2 separate regions of the Homo sapiens genome follow, and region 1 is linked to region 2. A link is a loop called in an ENCODE intact Hi-C map of the cell type or tissue named here. Cell type or tissue: GM12878. All regions are shown on one strand. Links, peaks and the distances in the headings refer to the core of each region. The heading gives the core; the rest is flanking DNA.

The links. A loop is a pair of places that touch in the nucleus more often than their neighbours do. Peaks named below come from ENCODE experiments on the same cell type or tissue, not always from the same donor. Only the 100,000 strongest peaks of a DNase experiment are listed, where the experiment ranks them.
Region 1: a loop joins it to region 2, with 6 times the contacts of the local background. A loop is called at or near these places in 2 of 110 quality-filtered maps.

The regions. Positions count from the first base shown.
Region 1 is chr11:128,411,654-128,414,573 of GRCh38, reverse strand. It overlaps LOC124902789 (a long non-coding RNA gene), which reads right to left and starts at 1,426. Exons shown (of 2, transcript XR_007062948.1): 1 at 1,116-1,426. In GM12878, for the core only: no CTCF peak of the experiment used is centred there; a DNase peak (open chromatin) is centred at 1,303; H3K4me3 peaks cover 761 bases; H3K27ac peaks cover 1,842 bases.
Region 2 is chr11:128,550,909-128,553,828 of GRCh38, reverse strand. The region is part of intron 3 of ETS1 (ETS proto-oncogene 1, transcription factor); the gene reads left to right. Among named protein-coding and RNA genes, the nearest start is that of ETS1-AS1, 26 kb to the right of the region's middle. RefSeq lists enhancers at 536-645, 656-915, 1,126-1,215, 1,328-1,397, 2,279-2,820 and a cis regulatory region at 424-924. In GM12878, for the core only: no CTCF peak of the experiment used is centred there; DNase peaks (open chromatin) are centred at 708 and 1,788; H3K4me3 peaks cover 1,302 bases; H3K27ac peaks cover 2,500 bases.

The DNA.
Region 1 (2,920 bases), core at 160-2,659, 140 kb after region 2:
CACTCCATGACATATAAAAGTAAAAAACTATGTACATATAGTTTCTTACTCTCTCTCAATCTCTCTCTCTCTCTCTCTCTCTTTCTCTCTCTCTCTCTTTCTCTCTCTCTCTCTCTCTCTCTCTCTCTCTCTATATATATATATATATATACTATGTATATGGTGATCAATTTTGGAGTATTCTATCTTACTTGGAAATTATCTAGGCATCCAACAATTAGCCATTAATTAACTAGGTGTAATGTTAGTCCATCTTAAAATTAACTAAGGATCTTGGAAGTTATTTTTAAGCAGAAACATTATAGAATGTGTTAAAACTTTGTTAAAATTGTATTTCAATTTGGTTGAAAACATAATTTTACAATTTTCACAATCATGATTATGTAGAAGTCATATTAGCTAATTTGATCAGTAAGTCAATATAAGAAATTTAGGAAGTTCAGAATAACTAGTCACTTTATCAGGAAACACCTCAAATCTTATAAAACTAAAATATATACTTACGCTTAATACACTAATAAGATCAGGGGAACTATATATATGGCTATTTTGAAACAAAATGGCCAAACAAACCAGTTTGACCTAACAAAAATTTCACCTTGATTCAGTAAACTTGGATTTTTACATAAAAATGCTTTTGGGCTAATTATTTTTATAAAAAGGGCTTTTTATACTTTTAAAAAATACTTAAAGTATAGTCTTTAAAATATATTTAAAATATTAAAATTTTAGTTTATTTTCTAGGAAAATATTCTGAATTCTGGGAAAATAATAGATTCATTTAAGCACGTATTCTCTCTAAGCTAATTACAACATAGAACATAATTTAAAATACTTTGTGACATAATTTCTTAATACACTCCAGAGGTAGAAGAATATTTCACATTTATGTACTGAGAGGTAAAGGCTTTCTTCACTTACAGATATACAGAGAGCCCATGGCTTCAGTTCTATAACTTCAGACATGAGTCAAAGTAAACACAAAAACACACTCACCGGGCTGGATCTCAAAGATTTGTTATCCTTTTTGGAAGACATACAATATTTATTTGAGCTCATGGGTAGACAAAAAGACAAACAAAAATTAATTAACCACATTATCTACTGTTTCTCACCTTAGAGAGACTAGATTCTTGTTATCCAAGAGATCACCAAATGGACAGATGACAAAACCAGATTCTCAATCATTGTTGCCGTCTATGGGGAATACCACATCAGCCACAGATAAATCATACCCAGAGCCAAACTTGGTCAAGTAAAGAAACAAAAGTGAAAATACAAAATCAGGAGAAAAAGACCAGAAAAAGTCAAGACAGGTGAAGTTGTAGGTGCCACTTGGGAATCACTCCAGGAACCCAAAAAAGACATTTCAGGACTTTAACAATTTGTGAGATGTACTTTTAGGCAACACAGTTGAACTGGCTCTGGAAGATGAGTTCCACGGGTAGGTCAGTGGGACCTTCAAAACAGTTAAAGATTAATTTTCAGAAAGTTAAAAACAGTACTCTCATGCAAATATGGATGGACTAGTTCTCAAATATACATTCATTTGTTAATAAGGGAATCAGTAAGATGGTAAAGCTACTCAAAGGGGGAAGTTTTGAGGAACTGGACATTTTACAGGCATTTAAGTAAAATAAGTAAAATAGGTATTAAATTGGTTAATGTTCTACAGGGGAATAAAACTATAACCTTTTGGATTATCTTCTCTACTGGACTGAAATATGCAAGTTAACCTGAAACTTTACAATGTCTGCACTCTAATAAAATTATAAAAGGAATGACAAACATAAGCAAATTCCCCAGGAAAATGAAAGAATCCTTGGGTGGGCCTATTAAGCAATGCTCCAGCATGATATCGAAAGGAAACACCACCCACCCTTCTTTGATTTTTTCCCCCTATTTTTGGATAATTTTTCTTAATACTTTATTGCTCTTCTTGTTCTGTTTGTGTGAGTGAAACATGTTTGTTTCTTTGTTCTCAAACTACTCCATTCTTAGATTTCTCTGAGCAGCCTTGATTCCTAGACAGCAAGTATTTTAGGATTTAAATTTTGCCTCTGGCCTTCAGGTTAATAATAATTTCATCAATTTTTTTTCTCTGTAACATTCTAAGATAATGGTATGTTTAAAATAAGGACCCTCAGTTTTTCTTCTTCGTTTACTAAAACAATCTCCTGCTTTTCCATGGGAAAAACTGTAGCTTGGAACTCTAAAGTCCAAGGCCCTTTTCTAAACTTACGTAATTAACTAAAGCAATTTACTCTGTGGTGACTCTTGGATCTGTGGATAAACCACTTGAATTCAAAGTTATTTCTTCCCTACCTCCTCTCCAGGCTCTAAAAGAGGTTCAAAATAATATCAACAATGAACAAAATTATGGGTACTTAATCAAGGACTAACTATTCTTGGTTTAAAAGTGTAAAGCTAGCATCTCACATATAACAGTGCTCTGTAGCACAAACGCAAAGTAGCTACCTTTGAAGTTTAAAATAGAGAACTCCTTTCTTGACTGAGAAACACAGTTCAAACAGCAAACGACTCTTCTGCGGCACCCCTTCCTGGATATCCCTCGGCTCCTCCCTGTTCTGCCACAGTGCCTAAATGTGTGTAACAGGAAGACTCTTTTCCTTTGATCAGATCCTTGCCAGAAATAACATGGCTTGCACAGGTTTACTAAGCCCCTCACCCCATTTAGTTGGCATTTGCTTAGATTTCTGAATGTTACAAAAAGTTATCATTTGCAAACAAAGTTGCCGTTAACTCTAGTGACTTATAAAAGTCAAAATGCCATATGATTTACTTCTAAAGGCTAAGGCCTTTACAAGTGCACTAGTTAAAAACCAGCCACACAGATATAGGAACCAACCCCGTGACATAGGGTCAAAATCCCACAATACCTAGTTGCTAAAATCTATAG
Region 2 (2,920 bases), core at 299-2,798:
TTCTTTTCCAAGGACTACACATCTGTCAGTGCAGAGAACACTGACAGGAGGGGCCATCAAGGAATGAGCAAGCCTTTTCAGAATGTTGTTCCTATTCACGAAGGGGCAGAGGCTGAGGAGGAGGAGGAGGAGGGTGGCGGGAGTGTGGAGGGAAGGGGAAGAGAGAATCAAGCAGAGAGAAAGTATGAATGAGGGAAAGACTTATCAGGTGAGTGGGAGAGAATACTAAAGCGCCAAGGTCTGTCGGGAATCGATTGGACAAAATAGATGATAAAGCGGGTATGGTGGAAGAAAGAAGAGATGTGTGAAAATGGACAGAAAATAAAGGTGGATATTAGTAGCATGGTAGGGAATAATGGGAAAGGAAGATGAAAGATGAATGGGAAAGGGAAAAAAAGTGGGGAGCCCAGAAAAAGACAAGGCAAGAACAGGAGGGGAAGATAACATGAAAGAGAAAAATAGATGAATCTGAGGACATTAGCTATACAGCTAAAAAGGGAAGCCACATTTGCATGCAATTGCCTGTGCAGCTGTACATTTCTTCACAACAATCTTGTAGTCATCATTTTCTTTCATTTCTACCTCCTCCTACCGTCCGCCTCTTCCCCCTCCTCCCTATCAGCCTGGAGCCATTAGCGAGAGCCAATGGGGCTGAGTGCTGGTGTTCTGCATGAATGAATGGGCCCTTTCTGTCTCAGCTTCTCGTCATCCTTCTGTTAGGGAACCTTGTGAATCAATGGAGCCTCTTACACAAGACACGGCTGAAATGTCTGTTGCTGTTTATAGTCTGACTGGAGTGGAGCCACTGACCCTGCCTCCTCTCTGCTCCCTTCCTCTATTCTGTCCCTCAACCTCAGCCCTTTCTCTCCAACCACCATAACAAGAATCATTTTTACGTTTCAGTTTCTTGCTCCTGTCTCTAAGAGCTCACTGACGTTTTACCGTCATTAACTGTCATGACTGGTTCCTACCCACAGTCCTGTTGGATACACAGGGTAACGGTAGCGAGCCTCAGAGTGGTGCCTAGACCTAGCTGAAGTCAGACACTGCCTGTTTTCCAAAACCGACATCAGAGACCCAGCTGAGCACACAGGACACAAGACCTCGTCCATCCCATCAATGCCAGCGGTCCATATTTGATTTCAACTTCACCCTTATGATGCTCATGAATGGTCATAGTTCATATCAGAAAATACGATGCTTACTTAGCACTCTTCCAAAGTGTTATAGTATCAAATTATTTTTCATTTCAAGGATGGATTTGTCTGAAATCAGCCAAACTTATGGATGTGATGTTGTGAGCAAAGTACACTTTTGCAAAATACTTGCTTAGAGCTGGGAAGCAGCCTGGAGCTAGAGAACATAGGAAACACAACTTACCTTCATGAGGAGGAACCTATAGTCTTATTACCATGGTCTTTGATTGATTTGAGAAACAAGACAATACTTTTTCTTGTAGAATGCAGTTTGCTATGTCTTTGGTCACTGAACACAGTAAAACCTTCACTCAACCACATTCACAGCCTATCTGCCACTTCCCATTCTTCATGAGAAAGGACATCTATTTAGTGTAGTAGGAAAGAACCCAGACGCTGGACCCAGGTTGCTTGTGTTTGCATCAGCTCTTCCGTTATAACTGTGTGACCTTAGACAACTTAATCTTGTAACCCAGTTTCCGGATCTATACCAATGATTCTCCAAGCATGGTCCCCAGACCAGCAGCATCACTATCATCTGAGAACTTGTTAGAAATGCAAAATCTCGAGCCGTACCCCAGACTTATCGAAGCAGAAACTCCCAGGGTACATGAGAATCACTTTAGGGTTTGTTAAGACACTGGTTATGGAGTTCTACCCCCAGGGTTTCTGATTCAGTGATTCTAGGCTAAGGCTCAAAAATTTGCATTTCTAACAAGTTCTCAGGTGCTGCTGATGCTGCTGGTCTAGAGATCACACTTTGAGAACCACTAAGTTAGTATGTGTAAAGCATAAAACAGTGCCGTCACTTAGCAAGCCTGATATGAATATTTGCTATTATGACTCATTGACCCAAAGTGCATTTTGGGAGTCCAAACTGGGTTTCATTGAGTCAGAGAGTGACCCACTGATTGGTTGAACACGTTTGGTGACCAGTGCCATGCCCGGGATACTGAGAAAATACATGGAAAAGGGGAAGCCTCAGTTCTCCTTTAAAACAACTTCTATGCAAGTGTGTGTGTGGGTGTACATTTACATGCTAGAGCAAATGGTTTCCATGTGAAATATTACACTTATTTATGACATAAAGTTTGGCAGTATTAATGTGTGGCTTTGGATCTCACTAAAATCTCTAAAACAAATTTACTAACAAAATGGTGGAACTAAAGAATGTCTTTCCCAAATAAACTTTGGAAGTTCAAGTGGGAGATACGCTGAGATTCCGAGTTCATAGTCCCTCCTGGGGCTTTCTCATATGGCCTAGCGGCTGGGAGAGATCAAACCTGGGCCAGTGTTTGGAAAGGGCTATCCACAACCAGGTGGGATGTCTCAGCAGGAAGCACAGATGCCTCCAATTTGGCTTTTAAGTGTTGAGAGCGCTGAGGGAGTGCCAGAGAGACTTGTTAAATGGAGACTCACCTTGCTCTGAAATGTTTATTCTTATGGCAGGTCTGTGGTTTTACAGAATGGTGTTTCAGACTATCATCTGCTGCACCCCTCTCTTCTTTCCTCATTCAGGGTGTGCTTTTCTTTTCTAAAGGGTGTGTGTCAGGTTCTTTGTTCTTCAGAACAGAACGGTCCTGAGAGTGTGTGTGCTTTAGGGATGTTGTAACATTGGACGATTACAATATTGGACTAATGCTGTCCCTGAGAAAAGGCTGGACGGTTCTTCTTAGAGAAGACTTACAGGGAGTCCAGGCAAAGTGAATTAGAAACACAACTGG